Linked DNA regions of Mus musculus: all the other regions are linked to region 1. A link is a loop called in an ENCODE intact Hi-C map of the cell type or tissue named here. Cell type or tissue: left cerebral cortex. All regions are shown on one strand. Region 1 has its middle 24 kb from the start of Mrps5. Region 2 overlaps Nphp1 (nephronophthisis 1 (juvenile) homolog (human)). Region 3 has its middle 7.1 kb from the start of Gm14244. Region 4 has its middle 8.9 kb from the start of Acoxl.

Evidence for each region. A loop is a pair of places that touch in the nucleus more often than their neighbours do. Peaks named below come from ENCODE experiments on the same cell type or tissue, not always from the same donor. Only the 100,000 strongest peaks of a DNase experiment are listed, where the experiment ranks them.
Region 2: a loop joins it to region 1, with 2.2 times the contacts of the local background. A loop is called at or near these places in 4 of 42 quality-filtered maps.
Region 3: a loop joins it to region 1, with 2.7 times the contacts of the local background. A loop is called at or near these places in 15 of 42 quality-filtered maps.
Region 4: it touches region 1 in a loop (3-fold over the local background); 12 of 42 quality-filtered maps call a loop at or near these places.

The regions. Positions count from the first base shown.
Region 1 is chr2:127,607,021-127,615,020 of GRCm38, forward strand. No RefSeq gene overlaps it. Among named protein-coding and RNA genes, the nearest start is that of Mrps5, 24 kb to the left of the region's middle. In left cerebral cortex, CTCF peaks have their summits at 1,383 (motif pointing right), 4,304 and 4,515; DNase peaks (open chromatin) are centred at 880, 1,414, 1,988, 3,232 and 1 more place; H3K27ac peaks cover 2,295 bases.
Region 2 is chr2:127,752,980-127,760,979 of GRCm38, forward strand. Nphp1 (nephronophthisis 1 (juvenile) homolog (human)) reads right to left here. Exons shown (of 20, transcript NM_016902.4): 13 at 6,597-6,707; 14 at 4,700-4,782; 15 at 3,113-3,189; 16 at 994-1,093. Among named protein-coding and RNA genes, the nearest start is that of Mall, 27 kb to the left of the region's middle. In left cerebral cortex, no CTCF peak of the experiment used is centred here; DNase peaks (open chromatin) are centred at 4,404, 4,716 and 6,389; H3K27ac peaks cover 1,175 bases.
Region 3 is chr2:127,680,782-127,688,781 of GRCm38, forward strand. It overlaps the pseudogene Gm14245. Among named protein-coding and RNA genes, the nearest start is that of Gm14244, 7.1 kb to the right of the region's middle. In left cerebral cortex, a CTCF peak has its summit at 3,395; a DNase peak (open chromatin) is centred at 3,322.
Region 4 is chr2:127,841,716-127,849,715 of GRCm38, forward strand. It overlaps a transcript of Acoxl not described here. Among named protein-coding and RNA genes, the nearest start is that of Acoxl, 8.9 kb to the right of the region's middle. In left cerebral cortex, a CTCF peak has its summit at 3,838 (motif pointing left); a DNase peak (open chromatin) is centred at 3,918.

The DNA of each region.
Region 1 (8,000 bases):
GTCAGCACAGCCTCTAGCAACCCTTCTCTACCTTGCAAAGACATCAGAGAAATGTACCTAGGAGTAACAAAGCAAAAGTGTAGAGATGGCCAGGTAAACAGACCATCGATGCCCTGTCCTCAGGAGGCATTGATGTATCCGGACCATCCATTACTTAACAGTGAAAGGAACTAGAGAGTGATACTTAGCAGAATAATTGTGTTAAGGGAAAGAAGCCAGGCTTCCTTAAAACGAGATGTGAAAGTTTCCAGAAGTACAAACTATAGTAGTAGGAATGGTTGTGTAGGGATGGAAGAGGGTGTTCCTGAGGGGCGTGAAGTGGCTTTTGAGGTGGTAGATGTCATAGTGGTGTGGTAGTTTCACAGTGTGTACAAACATCAAAACTCCCAAGAGTATACTTTAAACATGCTGTTGAAAGGGGTCTTAGCTTGGGCTCTTAACCCTCCCTCCAAGAATGGAGAGGGCAGACAACAAAGGGTGAGTAGTCAGAGGTGACCTTTTATTGGCCAGTCAGTAACAAAGCAGATCAAAAAGTAGATATTCTGAGCTTGTCTAGGGTCACAGGAGGGGAGCTGGGAGGTTTCCATTGTGGGAACTCCAGCCTCAGCTAGCTTCTGGCTGTCAGGGAGAGACTGTCAATAAACGTTAGGATTCTAAGCTCTTGGGGCAGGGTCTCTGCACGCTAGGTGACCATGCAGAATATAGGCCCCTGGTCCCTGGGAAATGCAGAAGTCCGGGGCCCTGTCCCACATGTGGAGGAGTTGCAGTATCTAGCAGGAGTGGGTGCCAGTTCCTCCTGAAGGTGGCAGATCTACAAGTCCGACTTGGGGGAGGGGGGCCAGGAGCATCTTCCCTGGGAGCCAGACTGAAAAACTTTCTCTATCCCCAGCTAGGACTCAGCAGAGAAGTGATGTTCCTCATTACATAGTGCCTTGTGGGGCCCTGCTTGCAAGTGAAATGTAAATTAGGAGAGAGTATCAAACCAAAGAGGGGAAAGAAAAGGCCGGGCAAACCTGAGTCTCCTTGAGGCCTGGGAAATGGACATGCCCTGCAGAGGTTTGTGGGTACCAAAGGCAGTCTGCTGTGTTCAGGAGTTTTTGCATGGGTTTTGTGCTGGTTGGGCTAAAAGCTTCATTCCCTGGCTGTTAAAGGGGGCAGCTCCTATCTTTGGTGGGGTGGGTCCAATCTGACTGCAGTCTGTCAAAGAAAAGCTCTGGGTTTGCAGTTGCTTTGGAGGTCTGATAGATTGCCTTAGCACCCAGGTGTCTGCACCTGGGCTGTTGTGGAGCTCAGACAGATGTTGGGGGACTCCTGAAGCTCTAACCAGCTAGGAGAGTGGACTCTTTAATTAATTAAATTGCATTTGTTGTTTTTAAGGTTCCAAGCACTAGAGGGCAGAGTTCCTCAAATAGTTCTGTTCCCTTTTGGACTGCTCCCATGTAGACAGTCACTGAGATGTGCAGTTTGAAGTGGCTGTCTACTAGAGAGTGGATTGTTCTTTCAAATGCAGGACACCAATTCCATTTAAACATCCACTTTGCAAATGCTGTCGTGGAAGAATCACGCGTGCTTTCTTCATGAGGTGTGGGTGTGTTTCTGGCATCTTCCAAGCCACAGATTACCAGGTTCAAACAGCTTTGTCTAATTTTATTATTTATTTAAGACAGAGTCTCACTATGCAAACTTGTCTGGCTTGGGATCTGCTCTGTGGATGAGGCTGACCTAGAACTCACAGAGATCCTTTCCTGCCTGTCTCCTGAGTGCTGGGATCAAAGCTGTGTACCCACGCTGGGTCTCAGACAAGTTTATTTATTATAGACCCAACCTGAAGTTGGGGACAACTCCAAAGTCATGGACCTGCAGGTGTGGTATTAGTTACATTGCTGAAATTACTCTCTACCCCTAGACCCAGTGTAGCTTTCTAAGGGTGAGGAAAGCAGGATTCCCAGAGCCCATGTTTCCTGCCAGGGCACCAGCATCTTAACAGCAGGCCATTGTTTCAGGAAAATTCCAGAAGTGACTGGAGTAGAAATAGAGAGCCTGGCAGAGGAAGGAGGTGCCTCAGTCTGGGATTATTGGGGAGCAGTGGGTGTCAGGCACCCATCTGTGTCACCGCTGTACAGGGCCAGCCAGCGCAAGCTGAGGCACTCAGCACATAGCCTGAAATCCGATACCTGCCCGTCAGAGATTGGCTGGTACTCTGGTGTATAGGACCCTCCTTTGAACCACAAATGCTATTGGGGGAGGAGGTGTCACAATGCTTTTACAATGGATACAGAAAGGTTGGCATTTATTGAGCATTTAACACGTGATGGACAGTGTTTCAGTCCACTTGTACATATAAACAAACAAACAAAAAACACTTGAGTACTGAGATACCTAGATTACAATTTGCTCGAGCTGGTTAGAGGTTGCCAGAGCAGCTAGCCTCCAGGGCCAGCTCCTAAGGCCAGTGTGGCAAGAAGGCAAGGTGAGCTCCTTTATCTAGGTTTCGGTTATTTTTCTTTTGGGGGAGTTATGAGGTCAGGGAGAGAGGTGTCGAGAAGACGGGGGAGGCTTACTGGGTTCCCAGGGAAAGGAAAGTAGGAGAGTTGGGAGAAAGGAATTGTTATTTTCTTAGGGTCTTGAGGGCGGATGGGGCTGCATGTGTGTGTCTGTGGTCACAGTATGCTCCTGTGTGAGTGAAGACACAGCTTAAAGAGATGCTCAAAACAGCGAAATGAAGAGGGGATAGCCAGCCCCTGACCACTCCCAGCAACTCCGAACCCGATCCTGGCCCATCACAGACCCTGGATCATTGCTGGAAGGTGGCACCCAGCAGGGACAGCTCTAGAGACTGTTGGGCAGGGGCACTCCAATTTGGGCTGTTAATGGCTGGCTCCTGGTCTGGGGTGGATGGCTGGATTCATCTGTGGGATGCTGCAGCATTGCTGTCCATTGTTTCTCCTCCCCGCAGGATCTGCCCCAGACTTCTCCCAGGCCAGCCTTGAGGAGCAGAGAAGCCAGCGGTGAGCCTTGAGGGTCTGCAGCTTCATGGCTAGTACTGAGCTGGGGCAGCAGGAGGGGTGGGTGCCCTGTGTGGGAACTAAAGTCCTCAGGCCCAAGCGGAAGTGCCACCTGGCAAACAAGTCGCTGACTGTGTACCACCGGGGGACGCCAGGCACCAGGCACCCTGAAACCTGGCGACCTGATGTCTACAGAGGGTGGGGAGGAGACTGTTCCTGAATAACCAAACACATCGTGGGCGGCCAAGGCCAGAACTCTGTGGTGACTGAGTTTCAAACACAATTGGAAGCAGAGTAAACCTGTGAACTTCACATCCCTGCCCAGAAACAAAGTGGGCAACAGAGTTGGATGACATCAAAGCTCTGGGAACTTTTTAAACACAGAGACTTGCGATCGATTGAAGGACTGAAAGGAAATGCGTCTCTTCCCCATGAGGAGGAGTCAAAATTCTACCCACATGAGTCAGTGAATGAAAAATAAAAGAGGAGCACCAGGCTGTTCTTGCTTGCTTCCTCAGTTTACATATATAGAAAGCTAAGAGACAGATGGCATGATTGACAGACTAAGCATGCTGTCAGGGTTACAGCACTGGGGCGAAGGGGAGACTGACTCTGCACAGGCCGGGGGGGGTGGGGTGGCTCAGCAAAGGAAGCTCTTAGCTGAAGGCACTCTTCACCATGGGGAATCCTTGAACGTAAGCTATCCCTTGTTGGGGAATGTCCATCAGTGTCCACACACCAGGGCTCCATGACGTTTATCTTATTCCTGCAGCACCTAGTAAGTAACTAGAAAGTTCTCTAGTTAGCAATAGTGTGGGGGTTGGCTGGAAAGATGGCTAGTGATTAAAAACACAGACTGCTCTTCCAGGGGACCCCCAGATTGGATGGCTCACAACTGTCTGTAAAACTCCAGCTTCCAGGAGGATCTGTAGCCTCTGGCCTCCAAGAGCACCTGTGCTTACACACACTATAAAAATAACCGAAATAATATTAAAGCTAGGTGTGGTGATGCATACCTTTAATCCCAGCACTCTGGGAGGCAGAGGCAGGCGGATCTCTGTGAGTTCGAGGACAGCTTGGTCTACAAAGCGAGTCCAGGATAGCCAGGGTTACAAAGAGAGACCCTGTCTCAAAAAACCAAAATCTCCACCATCATCATCATCTTAAAAAAGAATATTACAGATAAAATAGAAAAGTCAGGGTAAGGTTTTTGTCTTCCAGGTTCAGTCTTCTCCCAAATGCTGTCCAGACCCAACAGGAGTGCCAAGGTACTGCCCTAACCCCAGCCTGAACCCCTGGAGATCAAGTCTTCCCCTCTAACGTATAAGAAGAGCCTAAGAAGAGCCAGGATGCCAGTTCAGACTCTAAAGTGTGTAAACAGGTCCTTGTGGTACTGAGGGAACCTGGAGGCCAACACAGGTACCTTTTGTCCCTTCTGCCGGTGATAAGGGAAATGGCTCCTTTTGGTAGTGAGGAACCAGCTTCGCAAGTTCCTGAGGAATTCTGGCTTTTGTTTAACTGTCAGAACTTGGGGAAATGGAGTTTTCTTTGGACCTGACAGGTTCCACCCGGCCCCTTCCTTCCTCTGGTTGAAGAGAACCTGGAGGAATTGCTGGTTCTCACTACCACGGAAACCTTCAGAGAACAGTAGGTCTTCAGAGAATGCAAACAAGTTCAGAGCATTGTGTTGATTCTCTGAGGACAGAAGAAAAATGGGCCTCTGAAGTGTTCTTGACAAGGTAGAATTTCTTTCATAATGACCACATTCACTTGGGGCCAAGTAGAACTTCTCATCTGAGCAGAGTGGGGCTTAGAAAAGATTTTCTCAAATCTCAGAAGGGGTTCATGGTAGCTCAGGAGCAGTCTCTTACCCAAAACAGCACCCCAGTCCAGTGTTTCTCAAGGTCTTTTTTTTTTTTTGAGAAATACTTTAATTTTTTTTTTTTTTTAAGAATTTCATGGGCATTGGTGTTTTGCCTGCATGTGTGAAGGTGTCAGAGCCTCTGGTACTGAAGTTGCAAACAGTTGTGAGCTGCCGTGTGGGTGCTGGGAATTGAACCCACTGGAAGTACAGTCAGTGCTCTTAACCACTGAGCAATCTCTCCAGCCTTTCTCAAGGACTTTATGTGGCTTCTTGTGCTAGGGAGACAGGTTTGAGAGAGCAAGGTCTGTTCTCTCAGTAGATAGCCATGAGGGACTCGGAGTGACAGTCTTGACTAGAGCCTTTAGGGCCATTGACCTCCAGACTCTTCCACTCCATGCTGGGCAGGCTGAGAAATCTAGAACAGAAGCCAGCCTGTGTCAGGTAGTGGTGAGAAACTCACCCAAGATGGCGGCTGTGGTACTCTCACTCCCTCCCCAAGCTGTTCTGTGGTCCAAAGGCTCGCTCTGTCCTCTCCTCTGAGATGATGAGATGACACAAGTTCTGGAGAGCACCCAAGACAGCTGGTCACCAAAGTGGGGTGGGAAGAATGGGGTGATAGCCTGCCCGGTGGTCAGGCCACTAGCCAGTAGCCACTGCTGCTCCAGAAAGGCTCTTACCCCAGGAATCCCCAGCCTGTCCACATGTGAATATCCTGTAAAATATCTGTAAAGCATGGTTGGCGCTGTAGCTCAGTCATTTGAGTATTTTCCTAGCAAGCATGAAAGTCTGGGTTCACTCTTCAGCACTACATAAAACTAGGCATGGTTTAGTCTAGAGTCACAGAACGCTGGAATGCCCCTATATAGTAAGGTTATTTATTAGCATGACTTAACGATCTGCCGTCCATCCAACTAACCCAACAATGGACAGCTGTGAATGGGGAGTTCAAGAATCTTGTAGTTGCTCAGTCCCATGATACTAGCTGTTCAGCTGGTCTTCTGTATAAGCTGAAATTGTGAGGAAGTTCCATTAGATGTGCTAGGAGGTAAATGTAGCAGGTAAAGAACAAGGAACCCCTCCTCTTTCCACTGCCCTTATATAGGCCTCCAGCAGAAGCTACGGCCCAGATCCAAGGTGTGCACCACCACACCTGGACCTAAGCTATTCTTTCTTGGAGCTTGCTCTGTCCCAGGCTGGCCTTGAACTCAGAGATCTGCTTGCCTCTGTTTCCTGGGATTAAAGGTATGCATCACCTTGGCTGGACCTAAGCTTTTCATTGAGCCGCTATACCTCTATATCCAGATCAATAGCCTATGTCATCCCATGTCAGGATCCAGATTTAAAGCCTGTGTCTTCCAGCCTCAAGATCTGGATCACAAACGTGTCTTCCATTTCTGGATTGTAGTTCATTTCAGATGTAGTCTTGACAACCGGAAATAGCCATCACAGTGATGAATGCCTATACTCCCAGTACTAGGGAGGTAAAGGCAGAAGGATCAGATGCTCAAGGTCCATATCAACATTGTAAGTGTGAAGTCAGCTTGGGCCACCCCCTCCCCCAATTTTATTTTATTTTTTTGATAAAACAGTTGGCCCTCTACTGGTATGGGGCAAGTAGATCATGCCACCAGCCAAAGAAATGGTAAGGTTGAGTGAGCCCAAACCCTGTGAACTCAGAGTTGAGTACAGTAGGTGTGGGGTCAGCTCTCTGCCAAACTCTACCTGCTCTGGAACATGTAACCATGGCACCCCACTGAGAGGACCATAACAATCAGTAGGGAAAACACCTGAAGTCCATGCCCAGGCCAGGCTCTTCAAAGCCTCCTGCAGCTAGTGTGTCCTTCCCTTTACTCCTGGCTCAACACCTCTAAATCTTCCCTCAGCTTTGTTGCCTGGTTACCTTCTTTGAAGCCCATTGGTCTTGCTGCCCAGGATGCTTTTGGGCTGCCCTTCTGTGGGCCGCTTTCCCTTTTCCACCTACATTTTGGAAGATCTCCCCTGCAGCTCTGAGACTGTTCTGTCTCTTCCCCCAAGTATCTCCATTTTCCTCCTCCTGCCCTCTCCTTTCTCCTACCCTGTGGGGACCTGGAAGTGCTTCCTCTTTCTTTCTGCTCAGCTGTTTGCCACTGGCATCTTTACTGATCAATCAAGAACCAACTGGGGACAAGGATCTTAGTGTATGAATATGCAGATTCCCGATCAAAACATCAGAACCACTTCCGTACAATCCAACACAACTGACTTTCCAAAGTTTCCACTTCACTACTCTTCAAAGTTTATAAAGTCTCTATCCACATAGAATAAAGTGCACAAATTATTTCATTGAAAATCATCTTCTCTCTGGAAACACTCATTGTTGGACCTTAGCAGCCCCCCCCCAACCCCCGCCAGGAAGGCTGGGCTCACACCCCTGCTGTTCCAACCATCCTTGCTGCTGCCATCTGCCACTGCCACCACCCCTGTCACTAGCATTGGTGCTGCCGCAGTAGCAGGTAAGACCTGGGACCCCAGCTACCTGCCCTGCTTGGGCTTCCCTTCTGAGAACTGTAACACTTTGGCAGTTCCAGAGCCATGGAACACCTGGTTACTTAGAGGACAACATCTGGTGACAAATATTGGTAATAGATAGACATCTAGTGACTGGTAATAGAGGAAATCAAAATCTAAATGTTGCTTTGACTTCAGCAATGCTTTGAATGTGGGCATCACATATATTTGCATATATTTGAAACCTAGGATTATAGGGTATGTGGGTACTTGAACTGGGCAGGGGTAGGGGGCTCAGATCCAGTTTCAAGGGTCCTCAATGTATTAGCCACAGGTTTGTTTGTTTGTTTTCATTTTTTGAGACAGGTTTTCTTTGTGTAGCCATGACTATCCTGGAACTAGCCCTGTAAATGAGGCTGACCTTGAACTCACAGAGATCTGCCTGTCTTTGCCTCCTGAGTGCTCACCACACCTGGCAGAGGGAGGTTCATTTTAAGAAGTGATAGACAATGAGGTTAGAGAGTTGGCTCAGCAGAGGGCCCAGGTTTAGTTCCCAGCAACCATATGGTGGCTCACAACTCCAAATAAATCATGGCACTTTCAAAGCCCATCATATGGGCTGCAAATATAACCCAGTGGTGGGG
Region 2 (8,000 bases), 150 kb after region 1:
GGAAATTCCAGTTAAAATAATGGGAGGTAAACATCCCTCAAATTTAGAATGGTCCACCCCCCTTCCCCAAGGCACTTTTGGTGCTGTCAAGAATGTAGAGTAACTGACACGTTCCTGCTTTGCTAGTGACGAGGCAAATGGTGCAGTCAATGGACCACAGTCTGGAGCTTCTTATCAAGTTAACGCAATGCTCTATAAGCTAGCAATTCCATTCCCCACATTTTTACCCATAAGAAATGCAGACATATGCATTATATGCAAATATCCGGAGCAGCTTTACTCCTGTCTGACCAGATCTAGAAACATCAAGCAAGGCATGGACAAGCCAACAATGCCTATCCATCAAGTATAGCACCATCTAAAACAAAAAGGACCAAGTTACTAACAAGCCCGCAGCATGGACGGGCCTCTAGTGCAGCTCCAAGTCTACCCAGCACCATCCATAAGGGTTTGGAAAATGTAGAAGTATTGAGAGAGAATGAGGTGTTCTCCATCTTGCCTGCAGGAACTGTTACATCCATCATCATGAACATTTGTCAAGACTGAGAACTGCTTGATAAAAAGGGAATTTTACTACACATGAAGTAGAGCTTCCTCAACCCGACACAGAAAAGAAGACCACCCCTGAGCATCGGTCTATACACTGGTAAGCCTCGCCTATTCAAGAGCATCTAAATTATCTAATGTGACATCCATTACCTAAAAATATAGGTGTATATATGTGTGTCATGTAGAGGCTAGAAGATGGTATTGGATCCCCTGGAGATGATTTACGGATGGCTGTAAGCTGCCTGACGTGGGTCCTCTGGAAGAGCAGCCAGGGCTGAAGACCCCTGGGCCAGGCCTCCCGGCTTTACAGCCACCATGTGAGCTAACTGGGGAGGAGTAAATCTGAGCTTTATCACTGCTGCGCTGCTCAGAGGCAAGAAGTTCAGCAAGCATCCCTTTCCCACTTGCCCCTGCCTCTCCCAAAAGCCCAGGCCAGCTACTCACCTGAGCATGGCCCTGGACCTCCTGTTCAGAGACCGAAGTTTCACCAGAAGTTGAGGCTGCCTGCGCACACTTATCATCTGACGGAAAACACTGCCCTGTGCTACAAAAACATCAGGAATATGGAGCCAGAGTTTAAGTGCTTGGGACGGCGTTCATTCAAACACACATTCAATGAGAATCTACAGCCAGTGGAGCTGGACTGCATGAAAGGCAGTGGTCACCTGCCCAGCTTCTATGAGCCTGTCTTGACATGAATATGAATGCGTCTCCAGAAAGTGCCTCACAAGCCACTGTGACAGATGCTCTGCAGTATGAAGGGAGCTGATAAAACATGCCTGGCTCCAGATGGAACCAACAGATTCTTAGACTCCATGTCTGTTCTCCAAAGCCAAACTCCACTGTCCCTCTGGGGCACTGTCACTGTTGGGGCACTGTTGCTGTGGGGCACTGTGGAGCACTGTCACTGTGGGACATATGACTGTGGGGCACTATGGGGGCACTGTCACTGTGGGGCACTGTCACTGTGGGGCACTGTCGCTGTGGGGCACTATGACTGTGGGGCACTGTCACTGTGGGGCACTGTCACTGTGGGGCACTGTCACTGTGGGGCACTGTCACTGTGGAGCACTGTCACTGTGGAGCACTGTCTGTCACTGTGGAGCACTGTCACTGTGGGCACTGTGGGGCACTGTGGGGTGGATCTGGAGCATCGTGCCTTGCCCTGGATAGTGGAGGAGAGCTGCATGTCTGCTGACTCAGTCTATGAGGAAGGGCCATATATCTGTGCTACTGCCCAGGTCACTGCTTCTCCAGGGCACGGCTGGGTGGATGGTATTAAGGAACTCTGGGTTTTTTTTTGGGGGGGGGGGGCAGAGAGAAAACAACTTGGCATGCATTCAAAAATCTACATCCTTTGAATTAGCTTATTCTATCCATTCTCTATCTGTCAAGTATTTTGCTGGCAGTTTTTATGACAAGCTAGAGTCATCTGAGAGATAGGAACCTCAGCTGAGAAAATACTTCCACAAGATCAGGCTGCAGGCAAGCCTGAATGGCATTTTCTTAATTAGCGATTGATGTGGAAGGGGCCCAAGGCCATTGCGAGTGGTGCCAATCCTGAGCTGGGGGTCCTGGGTTTTAAAAGAAAGCAGGGTGAGCAAGCCACGAGGAACAGGCCAGTAGGCAACACTCCATGACTCCTGCCCTGTCTGAATTCCTGCCCTGACTTCCTTCCATGATGGAAGACTATGTGGAAGTGTACATCAAATAAACCCTTCCCGCCCCAAGTTTTCATGTTTCACTACAGCAATAGAACCCCCACTAAGCCAGGCATCAACACAGTGTCCAACAAAAAGGAGCTGAGGCGGGGTCCCCATTCTTCACAATTCTAGAGTCTCAGAGGTGTCAATAAAAATAATCACTTAGTGGCTCAGCGTTCGCACTGATGGCACGTGAAGGATTTGGCTCCAAGGGAAAGTGTATTTTGTTAGGATGCAGCTGTGCTCTCCGCTGCTCTACTGCTCGCTTCGTTTACGGAAAGAAGGGTAATAAGGTTCTACATGCCACTGCAAGGCCCGGGAGTGCTGCAGACACGGCCCAATGGATAAGAACACTGGCTGCTCTTGCAGAGGACACAGGTCCAGTTCCCAGCACCCACATGGTAGCTCACAACCATCTGTAACATCTGACGGCCTCTTCTGACCTCCACAGGCACCAAGCATGCAATGCAGTTCAGAGACATACATGCAAAAAAAAAAAAAAAAAAAAAAAAGTCTTAAAAAAGACCTATCTATACTATGGAGGTGGTGGAACCATTTAGGGGTGGGGCCTTCAGGGACACATTCAGGCATTCAGACACTGGGCTGTGCCTATGGAGATACAGGGACCCATGCCCCTCTGTGCTGCTCCCCAGCCCCTGAGGGATGGAAGGCTTCTTTACCACATGCTTCGCCATGGTGTTCTTTGTTAACAGAGACCCAAAGCAATAGGGCCAACGGGCCAGAGACTGAACCCTGTGGAAATGTAGACCCAAATAAACCCTCCCTCCTTTAGCTTGCTTATAGCAGGGTCATGGTGATTAAGGAGCCAGCTGACAGAGGGTCACACAGAAGGACTGTACCTCTTCTGGACACTGAAGGGTCCACTTCAACACCTTTTTCGTAAGGAGTGCCGCCATTCAAGAAGAGTTCGTATGTTCTAGGAAAGAACAGTACATGTGACAGGTCCTTGTCATGGGCATTTATTTGTCAACTAGACTCTGCCAGGAATGAAGTTATTCATGGACATCTTACTAAACTCATGGGTAAATCAGAGTCAGGATGCAGACTCTTCTATGAGGTAACAACTCAACAGACTCTCTCCTAAGCACAAACTGCAGGAAGTGTGGTGTCCACATGGAGAGAAGGAAGATTCTGATGTCACTAAAATGATTTGACTTTAATGGTATGTAAGTAATAAGCTTTAACTTTCAAATGTATTGAGTCATTACTTGCAGTGAAGTCAGTATTCAGGTGTGCCCATCCCCTCCCCTGCTAGCTCTGTGCTCTTCGGAGTTGTTGCCCCTGTGTCCCATGTGCCTCTCTTCTGTGGAAGTGTAACTTAAATGCAGAGAGAAGCTAACGGGCCTCTTTATCCCCCACTGCACTCCTAGAGAGGTTTCCCTGGATCCACACACCCAGCTTTTGATGAACAGCAACTTCCTTCACACAACACACACTGGAGCAATTAAAAACAGCTCTCATTCCACCTCTGGGAAGGGACACCTCATCTCTCTACTAAGTACACTATAACCCTGAGTTACCATGCAATATATTACCATTTATATTATACTTGGTATAAAATAATTTTTTCAAAAAATTATAAGAAATCAGGGTGTCCATAATGATACAATGATAACTAATGTCCTCTCCTCCTTGCTAGGGTGATGCCAGATAAATGGTGGCCTGGACTCTTATCTCTGCCCAGTGGTAAGAAGGCTGTGAGGGGGTGTTGCCTAAGGTAATCCTCACATTACTTATTACTGAGATAGGAAGTAATCTCCAGATCAGAGACAGAGGAACCTGAGACCTGGAGATGTTAAGGAACCCAACCGGTCACCCAGGAGGAGCAGGGCCCACCCAGAATCATCTCACTCCAATCTGCCCTCTGTCTGCCTCTCTGTACCCCCTGGGAGCTTATGCTCTTGACTTGGGTTTTTATTTTCCCCTATTTAAGACTGAGATTACCTATTTTCTTGTTAGCTTTTGAGACGGGGAGGCAATCTGTTCTCCCTTGTGTGTGTAGCACAGGGATTGGCCCAGTCTGCTCCTGCTCTTACAGCCTCCGTTTGTTTACAGTTGTAGCCACTGCGGGCTCTGTGACCTGCCTGCTAAGGGAGGCAGAGGATCGCAGACTCACCATCTGCTCCCTGAAGCGAGCCAGGCTCTATTTTGAGCACAGTGAAGTGTGGTGAATCAATGGGGGCTGCGGACTGAACGTTCTCAGCACACAGCCCAGGCAAACTCCTTTTAAAACATGAATTCTCTGGGTCATTTCCTTCTCATTAGGGGAGCATGTGAGCTGTTTTCCCATGCTCCCTCAGACACTAAGATGGATACGAGATTCCTCTTCCCAAACTTGAACTATTAACAGAACACATCTGAGGTAGACAGTCCCGAGGGATTTTTCTACAAATCACTCACTTGTAAGGAATAGTGAGCTGACTTACTTTGCTGGAATAGGAACTCCACTGGCATCGAAAAGCTTAAGAAACACCCAGCCACAGCTTAACTCTCCTCTCTCACCAGTTGACTGAAATAAAACGAACACATGGAACAGTGCTTGAGCTAGCCACTTATGAGCACACACTGCGTCCTCACATCCTCTCTAAGCACCTAGCTGTCCTCAAAGAAATGAGATGCTGCATGCCAGGGCTCCATTTTACTTGTAGGTCAGGTGTTAAAAATGGTATTCAAATGACAATTCTGCTTTATCACAGTTGCTTTGAAAGGTCCCTTAAAACCCCACCCTGAGGTAACTGTTGCCACTGGGTGGGTCTTCAGTGCTATACAGTTTGGGAACAGTGTCAAATCACAGGATCCTACACGGCATTTTGAAGCTTTGTCTTACAGGGGAATGGACTAGAGGAATCAGTAACGCAAGGATCCCTTTCCTCAGCCCCCACGCCAGTTGCCAGGATCAGTGGGGCTCACCTGTCTCCAATGCCCTACCCATCTATCCTGAAGATGTAACGGGATCTCTCTCAGGATCAGAGTCCGCACACGGGGGATCTCTGGTGAGTGTGCACTCCAGTGGGTTATTTCTCTGACAAGCATTAAAGCACACTTCTGACGTTCCCTTGCCATTGTCTCAAGTCCCTAAGTAAGAACTGTGCCCTACAGGGTTAAGTGGCCTCCTCTGGGAAGTCCCAGCCTTTAAGAGACATTTTGTTCTTTGAAAGCAACTGGAGTTCATTGATGCTATAAATGCCAACCAAACCCTTCTGCCTTAGCTAACACTGAGCATTACCACACACAAATGGGAACCAGAGCAGAAAGATGGCTCAGAGAGTCAAGGTGCTTGCTGCCAAACCTGACAACCTGAGCTCGATGCTCAGGACCACACGGTGAAAGGAGAAAGTCAACTCCTAAGACTGTTCTCTGATCTCCATGCTGTGCCCACTCATAAAAAAAATGTTAAAAAGAGAGAGAGAGAGAGAGAGAGAGAGAGAGAGAGAGAGAGAAAGCAGGGTAGTGGTGGTGCATGCCTTTAGTCCCAGCACTTGGGAGGCAGAGGCAGGCGGATTTCTGAGTTCGAGGCCAGTCTGGTCTACAGAGTGAGTTCCAGGATAGCCAGGACTACACAGAGAAATCCTATCTTGAAAACTAATTAACTAACTAACTAACTAAATAAATAAATAAATAATTTAAAAAAAAAAAAAGAGAGAGTCATGGGCTGGAGAGATGGCTCAGTGGTTAAGAGCACTGGCTGCTCTTCCAGATGTACTAAGTTCAATTCCCAGAAACCACATGGTGGCTCACAACCATCTATGATGGGATCTGACACCCTCTTCTGGTGTGTCTGAAGATAGCAATAATGTACTCACATAAAATGAATAATTAAAAAAAAAAATGAGAGTCAGCATCAATCTGGTTCCTTCAGAGTTAATTTCTGATACACAGAAATCCTTCTTTGTGGTTTCAGTGTGGATCTCCCCTAAAGGCATGTATGTTTGAATACCTGGTCTCCAGCTGGTATACTGTTTGGGATTTTGGTTGCAGAACCTTTAGGGGTAGACCCTGCTGGAGGAAGTGGGTCACTGGGGCAGCCTTGAGGTTACAGTCCAGTCCCATTTGTTCCCTGCCTGCCTTCCTCTTGACTGCTGCTGCAGTGAGCCTAGGCCTCCCTCTGCTGCCTGGCGTGCTTCCCTGCCATGGTGTTCTTATCCCTGGAACTGTGAGCTGGAATAAACTCTTCCCCTGAATAAACACTTCTGTCAGGGCGTTTTACCAGAACACCACAAGTGTAGCTAACATAGCTTCTATCACTTTGCTTGTAAGTCAGATATGGTTCTAACGATTCCCCTTTGATGCATTAGAACAGTTTGTCTTTCAGTTTTGACATACATTGCGAATGTAAGAAATTCCAAGTTCAAATAATATCCCAAGGTCTGGAGTTGAAGAATTGGACCTGATAAAACAGTCACCATCGAGCAAGCATGGCAAGATGCCAGTGACCTAGAAAGATAAGGAAGCCAAAGTTACTGACAGAAGTGAAGAGTGTCCCTCATCAGCAAAGGGCTCTTGCTATACTAAAGGGCCCACAGAGATGGCTCAGTGAGCAAAGGGCTTGCAGCCAGGCCTGAAGACTTGAGTTTGATCCCTGGATGGACCCACAAAGTAGAGGAGAGTACTGACACCTCCAAGCTATCCTCTCCCCTTCTTTTGCATGTATAGTTTTAGCATATGATATGTTAAAATAGACAAATGTAAAATGAACAAACAAAAAATGTTCTTGAAAGTAGATGGACCAGATTCACACGTGAATGATTAGAAGCAGAAACATTTAGCTTTCCTGTTGACAGGGAAATTACCTTAAACCTTCTTGATTTGTTTGTTTAGTTGGTTGATTGGTTATTAATTTTTATTTATTTTTTGCTTAGAAAAGGCAAAGAAGCAAAGAACTATCAGTCAACCCCAGAGCTGTGACAAAACACATCCTGTTTGTTACATCACACTATTTCTAAAGGACTGAAGGCCACGGTGCATGTGGCCTGTCCAAGGCCATAATCTATCAGTAGTGGATACTGCTGCTGCTCACAAATGTAAGTGCACATGTACACTCCTCCCACATCACCAGAGCATGTGATGTGATCAGCTTCATGCAAGAAAAGCACCCATATTATTCCTCAGCCCATCCTCACGTCCCGGGAAACCAGGAAATCCGACTTTTAACGCTGCGCATTGCCAGAGATGAGGGGCAAACTGTGAAGGTCTGAGCCAAAGGACAAGCAGTGCTCCCTAGAGGCGGGGGTGAGGGAACAAAGGGCTTGAGGAGCTGTGCCACGGAGCATCGAGGACACAAGTCACATCAAGTGAGGTGGCTGAGCCTCCAGCACAGCCTGTGCCCTCTCCCTGACCTGTCTTGTGCTAAGACCTGATGCAGTAGGAGGAAGGGAACTGAAGGGCTTCTAGGGTGCAGGGGAACAAAGGGGTTAGTTGTGGGAGGGAGGCAAACGATGAAGCCATGAGTCCTTGGAGGTAGGAAAAAGCAAACCACAAACAATACTGTCAAAAGTACACGAAGACTCTCTTGACTCACTAGGCAGTGTCTGTGTGACATTGACTCAGGGGCTCGAAGCCCTAACCTCACCACAGCCTCGGCGGGATCTGGGTGTGACACGCCAGCCTTTGATTCCTATCTGAGGGAAATACCAAGTGCCATTAGCACAGTTGGAAGATTTCATTTTGAAAAACGCCCAATCCTAATCTTACTTCTTGTTTTCTGCTCCATGAAAGGACATTTCCTAA
Region 3 (8,000 bases), 74 kb after region 1:
ATAATGGAAGGGCAGAAATTGCCTAGGATAGGGTCTCTGACCTCCATGGAGTTGGTCCTTCAGAGCCACAGGACAAAGAAAAGATGGCCACATGTAATATATATATATATTATCTATGCAGTACATATAAAAGATACCATTTATTCTCATGTGAGCTGACTTCAAGAACATTATTTCAATTCTATCTTGTGACATGAAAAGCAAGTGTTTAGGTTAAGTCATAACTGTCGGTGACATAAGCAGGTTTTAGTTCAATAAATAGTTCACAGGGTTGCAGGATGCTCTGGCCTAATTCCAGCCAAGGCCCTCTGCCTGTGAGTTCATGAGCAAGAGGTAGGGGGCTTCCTGGGAAGCCCAGAGCTTTGCAAACAATGGTTCCCTCCAAATCTACCCAGGGTGAGCCTTGTTTGCCTCGCCATGAGAGTTAATAGCAATTGTCAACCTGGGCAGCTACAGACACCCAGGAGCCTGACTCTCTAGGCCTGCTTAGGAGAGAGTCTAGACCGGGTTACCCGGGATGGGCAGACTTTCCTAACTGTGGTGATACCTTCTGTAGGTTGAGGTCTTGGACCGAATAAAAGAGATGAAAGCAGGCTGAGGACTGGCATCTACCCATGCTTCCTACTGCTGTTACTACACTGAGTTGTCTCAGATTCCTGCTGCCAGGCCTTTCCAGGCGGGGCACCATACCAGGAACCAACATAAAACTGTCCTTAAGTTGCTCTTGTTAAACATGTTGTCACCGCAGCAGAAAAGCAACTAATGCACCTGCTTTCTTCCAAAACACTTGTGCTTTTGATACCATGACCACAGCGACTCTTACAAAGAAAAGGATTTTAATGGGGAGAGGGGCTTGCTGACAGTTCATTATCATCATGGGAGGGACATGGTGGCAGGAATGGTAGGTGCGGTGCTGGAGCAGTAGCCGAGAGCTTTATATTCTGATCCACAGGCAGCAGGCAGAGACAGAGACAGAGACAGAGACAGAGACAGAGACAGAGACAGAGAGACTTGGGCTTTTGAAACCTCCAGAGACACACCTTCTCCAACAAGGCCACATCTCCTAATCCCCTGGTGACAAAGTATGCAAATATTTGAATCTATGGCAGCCATTCTCTTTCACAGCCCCACAGGGTGTCTGTAGCCCCGGTTGTCACTGGCCACCATCAGCAGATCCGCAGTCCTGTTTCTCTGAACCTTTCTCCTGCAGGACAGGCTGTAAGGGACTGTGTTAGGCCCGACCCTGCAGCATCTCAGACTCCATGTGTGTACCTTCCCTGCCGTGTGCTCCCCTGCCTGTCTGTGTCGGACAGAGCTTCAAAGTAAAATTCCATGTTATGACTCCAGCACACCACCTCTGACCAAATATTTTCCACTCTGTGACACTAGGCTCTAATAAGAAACTCTGAATTTTCAAGCTAACTGCAAGCCGAAGGCAAGCCAGCCCAGTGAACGAAGACGAGATGGGACTCAGGCTCAGGCTAGCCCACGCTGGTATCGGGATCTTGTCTTCGTGCAGCCTTATTGAGCCTCTTCCCAGCACTTCCTCCTGGTCTGCCTTTTCTGCTGTCTGTAAGCTCCTCAAGGCCAGAGATCATTTCTTACTCATTCTGATATTCAGGCCCCAGCTTGGCCCAGAGAAGGAGCCCAGCAGCTGTCTGTCAAGAGTGTCTGAGATGGATCTCAGGTCCAGCTGTTGCACGATGCCACACCTCAAGGCTCCCCAGTTCCTTGCAAAGATGGGGGCTCCACTACAATAAGAGAAGGTTTCTTGAGGCTTTTCCCAAGGCTGCCTGGCCAAAGCCCCAGGTCGTCCGTCAGGCAGACCCCAGGGTCCTTGAGATCTCTGGGCTAACAGGACTTTGGGATGATGGCAGTCCTTCATTCAGAAGCCCCTTTTACCTTTTCTCTTGGAGACTCTGAGAATGCCACCTTGTGTTGCCTGCAGGGAGAGATCCCAGTGACAAGGGAGGAGGGAGGGCTGTTTTAGCTCCTTCCAGGGCACTAACGTTCTGACAGTCATTTCCTAATGGACAGGTGGCTGGATTGCAGCTAGCCCACACAGCAAAAGCCTGCCATTTTATTTACTTATTTTGGAGACAGGGTTTCTCTGTGTAATCCTTGCTGTCCTGGAACTCACTCTGTAGACCAGGCTGGGCTCAAATTCATGAAGATCCACCTGCCTCCGCCTCCCAAGCTCTGGGATCGAAGGTGTGAATCACCACTGCCCAGCTGGGTTCAAACTTAATAACAGCAACACATTCAAAAGGGCAGCTTGTAACTAACTCTTTTTTTTTTTTTTTTTTTTTTTTTTTTGGTTTTTCGAGACAGGGTTTCTCTGTGTAGCCCTGGCTGTCCTGGAACTCACTTTGTAGACCAGGCTGGCCTTGAACTCAGAAATCCGCCTGCCTCTGCCTCCCGAGTGCTGGGATTAAAGGCGTGTGCCACCACACCTGGCCCTTAGCTTGTAACTCTTAAAGACATCAAAGTCACAGGAGAAGTACTCAAGCCCACAAGAGGCTCTGGCCACTTCTCCTCAGTGTTCACTGCTCCTCCCATGATGGGTAATGCAGGCAGAAGACATGGCCCTGTGCAAGACCTGTGATGTCACTGTGCCTGACAATGGCCCCTCCTCAGATTCAGGGACTTAATTTCAGCCATGGGTAGGACCAGGTAACACAGCTGGAAGCACTAACACGTCTGTGTGAGGTACTGCAGAGCTGGGTGGGGAACGGAGGCAGGCCTCTGGAAGTTTCTGAAAGCCTGGGCACAATAAAGGATCAATAGAAGGAATTGTTAGTTTTTAACAATATGTACACGTCTGTGGTTCTTGCCCTGTAACTCCAGGACTTCACCCATACTCACTGCTCAGCTTTCCCTAGAGCCCCCCCCCCCCCTTGCACTCCCAGCATGCACTTCTGTCCTGTTCAGGAACAAGAGTCCAGATTTCATGTCCTTTGAGCGCAAAGTAGTAGATGAGTGGCCTAGAAGGGACTTCCGTCTGAAGTCACAGGCTTCCATGTGTAGTTGGCCATTTCCCTATGGCAGGGCCTTAGCCGCCACCAGTCCACAGTGACAAGGGACACCGCAGAAGGGATCTCCGTGTGACACCTATCTCCTTTCCATCACTCTTGATCCAACCTGCAACCTTTGCCAAAGCCAAGTTCACCTTTTGCCTGTGACCTCGGTTTCCTCATGTGCACAGGCAAAGCTTCAAGGGAGAGGATCACTTCTGGGTGAGCTCCAGAGTCAGAGGCAGCACTGACTGGCTGATTCCCCAGAGTTCTGAGGTGGAGGTGGGGAGCACGCAACTCTTGAGCTCTGATTGGGTAGTGCCTGGATTAGTCTGTGCTTTCCCGAATCATGGTGGAGCCTGCTCGCCGCCTAGTGGAAGTATCTAGTAACTGACCCAAGCTCTAAAAACCAGCTTGTGCTTCACTGAGGTTACTGTTTTATGTCGACCTTCACGGAGTCTTAATTCTGAAGCCTGAGCATGGCTGAAGAATTAAGAATTAAGCCATATACCCTAGTGGATTCCTGCTGCTTCAATAAAAGTAAGTCATAATGATAATAATCCATAGGCTCTCTTTTCTTTCTTGAGGAGGGGCCTCCCGTAGCCCACATTGACCTTGAACTTTGTATGTTGTTGAGAGAATGACCTTGAATTCCAGATCTTCCTTCCTCCACCGTCCACGTGCTGAGATTACAGGCATGCACCACCACACCTGTCTCTTCCACGGGCCTTCAAACCTTACCTGCCAGTGACGGTGTGGTGACACCCCACTTTTCAGTTTGCACACAGCAAAACACTACAGTGGGGAGATTCGTGGTGGCTGGGCATTGAAGACAATAGTGGCTGTGTTTGACAGAGGGTTTATTCTGTCTCACAGGTGTTAGGGACACCGTTTGTCATGGTGGCTCAGCACGGCTTGGCTAAGATCACACTCATGGTGGAAAGCAGCAAACATTCAGTAGAAATCATGCTTAAGTCGTTACAAATCTTTTCTTTGAGATGGATACTAACATATGACACAATGTGAGCAGTGGTCAGCCATGCTATTGTTGGGGTAAACACCCTACAGTGCACAGTACTAAATAAGTTCCAGAAGATGCTCATTGGCTTACTGTAAAGTCGGATTTATGTTAGAGGATTCTGTGGACTGTACGGTGTTCCAGGCTGGTGTAAGTGCTCTGAACACATAAAGCTAAGTTAAGCTGGGATGTTAGGTTGAGGAAAGTACATTTGACATGTACAGCATTTTTAGCCACCATGGGCTCATTAGGGGATAGCCCCATCATATGTTGCGGGACCTCTGAACTCCCTTCTCCCTAAGAGTGAGGCAGTGACTCAGGAATGGAGTCCCATGTCCTTTCTGCTGCCGCCTCAGTGTTTCACTCTACTCCCAGATCATGACATTCCTCCACTTCAAGCTACCCTAATCCCATGTTCCAAGTCCTGGGACACCAACTGGGTATGTTACAATTAGGATACTATTCACCTGGACTTAACATCAGCTCCCACAGACTGAGGCTCAGTGCCCAGTTCTGCAGGGTGCTGGGAATTGAATCCAGGGCTTCCTACATGCTAAGCAAGCATCCTACCAACTCAGCTACACCCCAGGCTCTCTTACTCTCCTCTTTGTCCAGGCCATGTGGCAAGGATCTTGCCACGGTGTGCATCCTCACCACAGTCCCCAAAAGCAGCAGGGCCAACTGGCTCTGAATGGAAGCTTCCAACTCTGCGAGCAGAATAAACCTTCACTCTTTATAAGGTGGTTATCTCAGGTGCTTTGTCCTAGTAACAGAAAGGTAACTAGTTCACCTCACTCTTGTCGGATTTAGTGTGGCTTCCACTCTTGTCTGAGGAAACTGTGAGTTATCTTGATTTCCACGAGGATATAGAGATTGGTCTAGCTTTCAGGGGGTTTGAGTGTGTGTGTGTTAAGCCTCATGTTACAATGTTAGCATGGAAGTAGGTTATCTGAAGTCTGACGCTGAGCTAAAACATCCTTAAAACTTGCTCACATTTTATGCTGTATTTCTACACTGACAAATCTTCCATTCACAACCACAGAAAACTTCATATTTCATAATAAGTATGGAAGCCACCGTGCTGGGTAGTTTGTTTGTTTGTTTTTGTCAACTTGACACAAATGGGATGGGAAAACTCAATTGAGAAAACACTTCTCTCAGATTGTCCTGTAGGCAAGACTGTGGGCACTTTCTTGATTAATGACTGATAGAGGAGGAGCAAGCTCACTGTGGGCAGTGCCATACCTGGGTAGATTATCCTTGGTTGTATATGAAGGCAAGCTGAGCCAGGTGATGGTGAAGCACACCTTTAATCCCAGTGCCCAGGAAGCAGAGGCAGGTGGATCTCTGAGTTCGAGGCCAGCCTGGTCTACAGAGTGAGTTCCAGGATAGCCAGGGCTACACAGAGAAACCCTGCCTTGAAAAAAAAAAGACATAAATAAATAAATAAGGTGGGGAGAGAGAGAGAGAAAGAAAGAGAGAGAGAGAGAGAGCGCGCTGGGAGAGGCATGAGGAGCAAGATACTATTAGTAAGCAGTGCTTCTCTATTGCCTCTGCTTCATTTCCTTGCCAGCATGTTTCTGTCTTGAGTTCCTATCTTGCCTTCCTTGCCAATGGAATGAAAATACCTGTTCTTAGGCTTGGGACCTGTGTAACCCTCCATAATGCCTTCCACCCGTGCCTTTGTTTACCTCTTTCTTACCTCTTTTCTTTTCTTTTCTTTTCTTTTCTCTTTTCTTTTCTTTTTGCTTTTTGTTTTGTTTTGTTTTGTTTTTGAGACAGGGTTTCTCTGTGTAGCCTTGGCTGTCCTGGAACTAATTCTGTAGACCAGGTTGGCCTGGAACTCAGAAATCCGCCCATTTCTGCCTCCCAAGTGCTGGGATTAAACGTGTGCGCCACCACCGCCCAGTTTCTTCTCTTTTCTTTTCTTTTTTCTTTTATCTCTTCTCTCTTCTTTCTTTTCTTCTTCTCCTTCTCCTTCTCCTCCTCCTCCCTTCCTCCTCCCCTCCTTCTTCTCCTCCTTCCCCTCCCCCTCCTCTCCTCCTTCCCTTCCCCTTCTTCTTCTTTCTTCTTCTTCTTCTTCTTCTTCTTCTTCTTCTTCTTCTTCTTCTTCTTCTTCTTCTTCTTCTTCTTCTTCTTCTTCTTCTTCTTTTTCTTCTTCTTCTTCTTCTTCTTCTTCTTCTTCTTCTTCTTCTTCTTCTTCTTCTTCTTCTTCTTCTTTCTTCTTCTTCTGTTTGAGACAGGGTTTCTCTGTGTAGTCTTGGCTGTCCTGCAGACCAGGCTGGCCTCCAACTCAGAGACCCACCTGCCCTTGCCTCTTGAGAGCTGGGATTAAAGGTGTGCACCACCACTCTTATAAACTTATTTAATTGGGGCCGGCTTACAGTTTCAGAGGTTTCGTTCATTATCAGCATGGCAGAAAGCATGCAGGCAGACATGGTGCTGGAGAAGGAGCTGAGCATTCTACATCCGGACCTGCAGGCAGCAGGAAGAGAGAGCCTCTAAGCCTGGTTTTGAGCTTCTGAAACCTTAAAGCCCCATCTCCCTACCCCCAGTAACACACTTCCTCAAGTGTGTCAGGGCCACACCTTCTAATCCTTCTAAGTAGGTCCACTCCCTGATGACTGAGCATTCAAATCTAAGAGCCTATGGGGGCCATTCCTGTTTAAACCACCATAGTTTCTGATGGGATAGAGGTCATGAGGAGTCTGATCTACTTGTTGAACTAATGTATTTAAAGAGTCATAATATAAAGGGAAAGAAAAAGAAACTAGGAGGGTCCTAGTCGAAGCAAGTTGGTCACTGGTGAGGTGTCTTTGAAGCTGGGTTTGTGTCCCTTCCTGTCTCTTATGATCACTCTCCTCTCCCTGCTGCTGCTGTGCCTCACCCTGGCCCAAAGGGATAGCTCTGAAATCTCTCCATAGGTGAGCCACAGAAGTTATCTCTCCTTTCCTTCTTCAAGTTGTCTCTCCAGTATTTTGTCCCAGCAATGTATTAGCCTTCTGGGGTCTGCTTGCCTGAGGCCCTGAAAGAAATTGGCTAGATGACAGATCTAAAGGCATTTCAAGTTTTCTGTGAATCAGGGACATTTCTCTTGGTGTTCTGCCCACATCTACTTTAGATGAGAAGATCTTTACGTAAAGCACTTTCTGTTGCTGATGCACTGGACATGTAGCCCTGGAGTAGAGCTCTTGACTAATGAGCATCAGGCCCAGGATTCTCCAGCACTCCAGAAAAAGTATTTAGGAACATGGCTAACAGTTATCATTGTTCTAAAAAACAAAAACAAAAACAAAAAACAAAAAAAAAAAACAAAAAACAAAAAAGACAGGGGCTGGAGAGATGGCTCAGCCATTAAGAGCACTGGCTGCTCTTCCAGAGGACCCATGTTCAGTTCCTAGCAGCCACATACGACTGTAGTTCTAGAGGGATCTGATACCACCCTCTGACCTCTGAGAGCACTGCACACCTGTGGTGCATAGACACATATGCAGGCAAAACACCCATGCGCATTCAAATAAATAAAATTAAATTTTAAAAAGAAAAAATGTCAAGGGGTTGCCCCGGGGCTGAGGCAGGCTACTTTCCCTCCTGCCTTGGTGGATCTTGTCCAGTTTCCAGTTTCAATGCAGGCATCACAAGAGGCACGATGGTTTTACCTCTCCTATCAGCTTAGCAGCCCCCGAGCCCCCAACTGCCCACTCACAGAAAGTCATTGAGACACTGAAGCCCTTTGGGGTTTTTGAAGAAGAAGGGGAACTGCAGCGCAGGATTTTCATTTTGGGAAAATTAAATAACCTGGTGAAAGAATCGATTGGAGAAATCAGCGAGCACAACTGGAAATGCTGGAGGAACAATGCTTACATTTGGATCTTACAGACAAAGAGTACACACGAAAGGTACTGGCGTTGGCGCGGTGTACGTTGCACCACGACAAGCTGATCAAAATGACTTTTTTCCACCTCATT
Region 4 (8,000 bases), 230 kb after region 1:
AGTGCTCTGTACATAGTGCAAAGTTTGTCTAAGGTCAGGCACTCTCAGAGCATGCGTCTAGGAAACATTTTTCTCCCCAAAGAAAATAATTATATTGCCAAGGGTTTTGGATCCAGAACACATAGGGCTATGTGTGTCAGCATAATGTATATATTTTATAATTTACTTGTCTATTAAAGATGGCAATAAGGGTAAATTGTAAAAAGAAAAGGCAGATCAAATCATTGGGAGGGGGACGGATAAGACTTGGTAATTACAGCAACCATTTCTGCATCTAATTTGAGGAATTGCCTTGAAGGTGCTGGTGAAGCAGCTTTCACCTCCTCTGCTTCTCACTAAGCACAGTCTTAGTGAAGTAAGCATCTGTCCTTCCCACTCCTCTTCTCAGCATCAGCATCATCAGGTTCTACCTTTGGGCACAAAGTGTGATTTGGGGAAGGCTGACCTGTCACCTCACTGCAACCTGGCATCTGTAACCCTGTCTCCTTGACACCCTTCACACACACACACACACACACACACACACACACACACACACACACACCCCACCTCATGCTTTAAGGCTATTTCAGGCATAGCCATTCTCTGGCCACAGGGTCATGTTCCCTGGTTTTGGCCAATGCAATAGGAGGAGAGACTTTTGGGTTGCTCCTCGGAAAGATACTTCATTGGTTATTCCAGAGACCTGTCAGCAGTGAATACTTTGTTTTGGACAGGATAGAGTTTAAATAGGAAGCTGCTCCTCCTGCAGCCAGTTAGTTACAAGGGACGCCAGCCTCACAATGGAGTGACCCATGGAGAAGGATAGAGGGACACTAGGCTTTGAAATATCCTTGAGTACATGGTCGAGACTTAGCAACCAGGCAGGAAGACTGAAACACTGGTATTTTTAGCTTGGCCCCAGTCCACCATCACTGACACAGTTGGCAGTCACCTTTTCTTGAAATGGCTACCAGAGTTGAAATCAAGGAATGGCACAGGCTAGACAGTGTTTGCTCGGATCTGGAATGGAGTCACCAAGTAGAGCCATGAGACTGGGAGAGAAGAAATGAGCATCTGATGAAGGAACCTGGGGCAACACAACTCAGGTGACAGAGCAGATGCTAATGGGTGCTAATGCTACTTACAAAGACGTTGTGGCTCTTAGGAACCATAACCAATAGCAAGAACGTCTGCCAAGGATTTTCCCAGTTGCAGCTTCTTCAGATGAGCTACACATACAGCTTGCATTGCCTTTAAAAGCTTCCATTTGCCTTGCTTCCTTCCTATAACATGTACAACCTGCATTATAAAGCCCTGCTACTCCAGGAAGAAATTCCATGGGGCATTCCTTAGAGAGCATCCCTCTGTTATTTAGGATAGTAATAGACAATATATCTGCTTTAATAGATGGAGCCCTTTCTGACTGACTCCAAGAGACTGGTGTATGGGTAAAGAGGTCACTGAGACCTGTTCCTATCTGTTCTGCAGATGGCTGCAATTCTGAGTGTTTGGGGGCTAATTCTTAATTAAAGTCATACTCTGTTGTGATCATAAAATTTCAAGCTCTTTTTGGGTCTCTGCAAGGGCTTGAGATTCTTTTGCCACCACCTAGTTGTGTGTTTAATGTTCATTTCCTTTGTTGTATGGAGGTGTGGGGGTGGGTGGGTAGGTGTGTGTGTGTGTGTGTGTGTGTGTGTGTGTGTGTGTGTGTGTGTATGGGGTGGGAAGATATATATATGTATGGGGTGGGTAGACAAGTATGCAGATGTGCACACATGTGTGTGCATGTGTATGTGCTTGGGTATGGAAGCCAGAGGATAAACTCGGGTGGTGTTCATCAGGCCTTGTCCACTGTCTTGTCTCAGGTAAGGTATTGCTAAGTAGACCTGGCTCTGACAACTGAACTCTGTTCCTTTGCAAGAGCAGCAGCTCCTAACTGATGGGCCATCATCTCTCCATCTCCTAGAAATTTTTATTGTAGAACACTTTTCAGTGCAGAGCAAAGCTATGGAGAGTGAAGATAATTCCCAGGTCTCCCTCCCCTGTTAATATCTTACATTAGCACAGACAGTTTGTCAAAACTAAGGTGACCACACTAACCTGCTAGTACTAATTAAACTCAAGATTCTATAATGCTTCCTTAGCTTTCCCATAGGTCTCTGTTCCCATTCCAGGATCCTGTCCTGGACATCGTGTTGTATGTATTGTCAAGTTCCCTTAGTGTGCTCTTATCTGTGACATTTCTTCTCTCTCGTGTTCTTCTGCCTTGTTATCTTTGTGGAAAATTTACCAGACTTTGTATTAGTCAGGTTTATATTCTTGTGATAAACCTTGGTCAAAAGCAACTTGGTGGGGGAAGAGTTTATTTGCTTTATATGTTCTAATGAAGAGACTATATCGTGGTTTGTCATGAAGTAAAGGAAGGGTAGTAACTGAAGGCAGGAACCTGGAGGAAAGAAGTGACTCAGAGGCCACGGAGAAGTGCTGCCTACTGGCTTGCTCAACATGGCTTGCTCAGTCTGCTTTCTTATACAATCCAGAGTTGAATGCCTAGGGTGGTACCACCCACAGCGGGCCTATAAGAGCCTTCTTTTCATCAAGGAGTCTTTGTAAGTAGAGCAGAGGACCATAGTGATTGAGGATACTTCTTCACCCCTTGCCTGGCAACCTCTGCCCTACCCTTTAGGAGGTATCCGCTGCTTTGTTAGCCCTCCTTCCTGTTATAGGTTTGTTTTGTCTGTTTTTAGAATTTAATATAACTAGACTCATGCAATTTGTTCCCTCAGCTTATTTTTATGGCATATTCTAGTTTAATGATTCAATCCTAGAGTGAAAATGAGTGAGCTATGGACACAACAGTCACTGAAGACAACTTAGTCATTCTGAGTGCCAGAAGCCAGACACAAAAGAACACATAGTGTATAATCCAATTTCTTTAATATTCGAAAGAAGTAGACAGTCATTTATAGAGTTGTTAAGCAGCCAGCATTGGTCAGGAGAGAGGAAATAGAGGTTGACAGGGAAACTGAGAACACCTTTTCCCCCTTGCCCTGGGTGGGGGTTACACAGGCAAATCTACTTTGCACTAATTTCCTGAGACTTAAATTATAATCCACACCTTTGTTCTTGACACATTGTATTTTCTTAGAGTATTTTTTTTTTTAGAATTAAGATACTAGAAAGGAAAAAGGTAAGATTCAAGTCCCTACCCTCCAATTTTGTATGTGTGTGTGAGACAATGCATATGCTTATTATCTTTTGATAAGTAGGTAGTTACTCCAAAGTGTAGCAGGCATGTTGTCTCACATGCATTCCAGCCAGAGGGATTAAAGGTGTGTGCTAAGGGCTGAGCCACCCCACAACTAGAAATAGTTTGTTTGTTTGTTTTAAAATAAATAAGACAATCTCAGAGGTCACAGTGTGATCAAATATTCTGCACTGTCTGTAGAATGAGACAGGGGAGCAGTATCTGTCACATCTTCATATCTTACAGACTCAGGAAAACCGAAAATAGGAATTATAGCTGTGAAAATACTAAATAATTAGGTATGACTTATATGCCACTGTTATACAAACAATATTTGAAGTAACCAAAGAAGTGTTTTAAATAAGGAGAATATAATATCAACCCTTCATTTTGCTTAGAGTGCTTGTGACTGTTTCTGCAACTCTTGTTTCTCTGATGCACAGTCTCATTCCGCTGCTTTAGAGACTGTTAGAAATTTAGGTGTACTACTGTGATTAACAAATATTCATGTTTCCAGGTTCCCAAAATGCTTATTCATCCAGCTTAGATTTCTCAACTTGGTCAGTCACAATGACAGTTCGCATGAAGAACAAGTTCCACCTAGTGGCAATTTTAAGTATATATTCTGACATGCATTTTATGAGCTATGAAGAGGGCTCACTTTTACTGCCAAACCCGATGACCATGATCCACAGAACCCATGCTGTGCAAGGAGAGCATCAGTTCTTGTAAGTTGTCTTCTCATCTCTACATGCAAGCCGTAAGGCTTTCAAAGTCAGACGTTCATTGCCGGAGGCATTCAAGTTGAGTTACATGGTGTGCTGCTTTAATCCCCAGAGGGATGAAATCCACTACTTAATCCCACGGGGTTTCTGCAGCTGTTGTAACTTGTCCTCCAGCCCCTGTGAGTGGCAATAGTAGATAAGAGCAGAGGCTTTGGGTTCTGGCACCCTCAGCTTTACAGAAACAAGTGTAAATTGTTTACACAATTTACCAGAGCTCCCAGGCAGCTGGTATTAGGGCTCTCAGCCTAGGATCTCTGAGACCTTGGTCCTCAAAGATTGGAAGTTCCCCAGGACCTTTCCAGCAACCAGGATCCACAGTTTTTCTTCTCTAGCTTTCACAAACTTCTGTTAATGTTCATTTTAGGCTCTTTGCCCTATCTTGCTTCCTGCTTCCACTATCCCCATCATTTGTATTCTAGATGTTCTTTGAAACTCTGTAGCTGCCCTTGGTCACTGCAGCTACTGATGGCCACTCCCTTTGCAGCTGCTACCACAACTCAGCTAGTGCTTCTGTTGTTACCTTTATGTTACTAGCTCTGCCCACCCTCCTAAGGATAAAGATCAAGATAAGGGGAGAGAAGACCACTCAAGAGAAGCCCAAATTGGAGGGGCCAGAGAATGTTTAGGGTGAATGCTTTATGTGATATTGGCTGCATGCAACTATAAATTTGTCTAGACTCATAGACTATAACCCATCAGAAACAAACCCCAAGGTAGTAAGAAATTATTTGGTATCCTGGCCTTTGGTTATTGAGTTCCTAGATAAAACACACACACACACACACACACACACACACACACACACACACACACACAGAGAGAGAGAGAGAGAGAGAGAGACTTTATATTTGCAATAAGCCAATAAGCCTTAAGCTGCACAATAGCTGGGCAGCTGCCTACCCTCCATGCTGTTACAATCTACTTTCCTATTGATAACCCCAGTTGTTACTTACTATTTAATATGTTCTATTTGAGCTGCTCATAACTCCCTTGGAGCCACGTTTTTATGACTCAGCTAACCCATAGTGGCTTCTCCTTTCTCTTCTCCTGCACCTTCTTCCTTTATCCTATGGTGGCTTCTTCCTCTTCCTTCTCCTCCTGGTCCTCTCTGACCCAAGCCCACAAAACCTCAACCCCACCTATGTCTCTTCTGCCCAACTATTGGCTATTTATTTACCAATCACAATTAACTGGGGGCAGGGTCACTTAGCTAGCAGATTCTCTGGGAGAACCAGTTTTGGGGGCCCAAATTAGCATTAGAATACAAGCATCATCAGGGCAGCCCTCTACATCTAGGAGCTGGAGTTGGTGGTTAAGAGCACTTGCTGCTCTTCAAGAAGACCCACGTTCAGATCTCAGCACCCATGTCCCACAGATCACAATTACCTATTAACTCAAGCTCCAAGGGACCCACACCCTCTTTTGACCTCCCTGGACCCTCACACACATGTTACACAAAGATCTCTCACACACACATATATACAAGGCACAAATGCACACATACACATTAAAATAATTGTTTTTCTCAATTCCAAGCAACTCTATAAATGTAGTTTGTTTTATTTTTCTTAAAAATACAATGCATACTTGAACCTGACCACCATTTAGTTTTGAGTAGAATGGCACACACACAAGTAATCTCTGGGAGACATGGTTGTCAAATATGCCAAGTGGGAAGAAAATAAGCCAGTCACAAAAATGTTAAAAAGCAAAACCATCTACTCTTCAAAAAGGCAACATGTAGACATCGTATGGCTTCAAAAAGTAAAGGGGGGCCACCAAGCCAAATCTTTCTGTAGTCATTTAAAGGATGGACTTGTGAGACTGTCTTAATTATTTCCCTCCATCCATTAGGGATGGTTTCCCTGACTTTAAGACCCGTTTTGATCGTTCTTTGGTTCCTGAGCGAGGGAAAACCGCGAGCCCCTCCCTCAGACCTCTATGGCTTCAGATGATGTTACCATCCCTGTAGGTCTTTCCCTTTGCATTGGTTCTCTCAAGTTGTTTGCAAGATTCTTTTGCTTTTAGTTTTTAGAAACTTAATTGTGACACATATCCGTCCATTCGGGAAAGTTCTGTCGAAGTGATAGACTCCTCTCCCGAAGCTCCCACCCCCAAATGCTTCACTTTGGGGGCTCAGAGTTAACATCTGAAAAGGGAGAGGGTGGTGGTGATGGTTCACACCTTTAATCCCAGCACTGGAAGTAGAAGCAGACTGAATTGTGAGTTCCAGCCCAACAGCACAGAGCCAGTAGACAGCCAGAACTATGGAGAGAAACCCTGTCCTTGAGGGCATGGGGATGAAGGGAGAAAGACAAGAAAGAAAGGAGAGAGAACACATCTTCAGACTTAGAGCTTTCTCATGGCGTCACAGACTCATGTTCTGTCAGCTACAGGCACTAATTTCACCAGAGAAGTGCTTTTATTTATTTATTTTTTAAATTAATTTTGGCTACCAAATTTTCAGTTCTATAATTTCTATGAATGCCTTTTTTTTTCTTAAAAAAATTTTTTTTTTTGTATTTCTTTGGTGAGAACCTTTCCTATTTGTTTCAAGAGAGTTGGAATTTGCTTACTATAACATTAGTTTGAGGTTTGTTTTAAGATCATGACTTTAATATTCCAGTGTCTGATTCATTTTGGAATTGTCATCACACAAACACTGACAGTATCAAACATGGATGGGCTCTGGACTTTTGCCATGATTTTAATGGAGATATTTGGATGACAGAGAGAAACTCCTCCTTCCAGATTTATGCTTTTTGAGAAACAGACACTAAGATAGAGCTAGACATGCCAGAAATTTAATGGTGGGCACTGTCTGTGAAGGACTGGAGGATTGGTGAGAGAAACCTCCAAAGTACAGTGGGCAAGATGGACGCTGAGTTGGGAGACAGGAAGATTGCATCTAGGATTGTCTCCAATATGGCAAAGCCTAAGTCTTTGCCACAGTTTTGACAGAATGTGAATGGAAAGGAGAAAGGCAATGTTTCTTACTGGACTTAGTTTTGACCCTACTAGGACCTTGTCAAGCTAGGTCATCTGCTTGAAAATCCTACGAGGAGGGTAACTTCCCAGTAGACTCTCAGCTTCATTCAAAAGATGGCAGAACTTCACCAATTGACTGAACAATTCTCTTTACACTACCACAGTCCTCTCCTTATACCACTGGGTTCCACTCTCTGCCCCCGCCCCCACAGATTCTGCCTTCTGGCTATTCTAGACTTTGAAGTGTCTGCAGTCTTTCAGCTCTGTAGTGAAGAAGGAGCTGCAGTGTAATTTTAACAGAATCTTATCAGGAAATCCCCCCTTCCAGCACCCATCTGACTCAGGAGTTGTTACACAGGAACAGGACAAAAGATTGTTCTCTTAGAGCTCTGGGTTTGTTTCTGGCAACTTACAGACTCAAGGTCAGTAACACCTCAGTGTCCTAATGCTCACGTGGTATTTCTATTCTGTACAGGTATGATTTAAGTTTGGAGGAAATGAGAGCTTTGACGAATCAGCGAGTGAAGTTTGTCTTGAGTCTCCCTGTGGTAAAGCATGTACTCCTGGATCAGGTAAGTGTCATCGCTATTTCTGCATGAATGTGTGTGTGAATATGTCTATCTCTCTCTGTATGTGTGTATGCATATGTACATACATACACGCACTCGAGAGAGAGTGTGTGTGTGTATCTGTGTGTGTGTGCATACACGAACGTGCATGCACACACATGCATGTGCATGTGTGCATGTGTGAATCTCTCTCTGTGTGTATGTATATATGTGTGTGTGCCTGTAAGCAAGCAAGACATGTTTTGTTTGATTTGCTTTTGTGACTTATGTAAGCTCCTGGATCATGGCCTGAAGCACACTAACAAAGTCATTGTAAAGCAGTGTTCTCTGGAGCCCCCTTTCTGCCTTCTGGACCACATAGTTACTCTTCGAAGTTCACAGACTAGAGAAAAAAATGAGTCACAGAAGTAACAAAATATCCATTCCTAA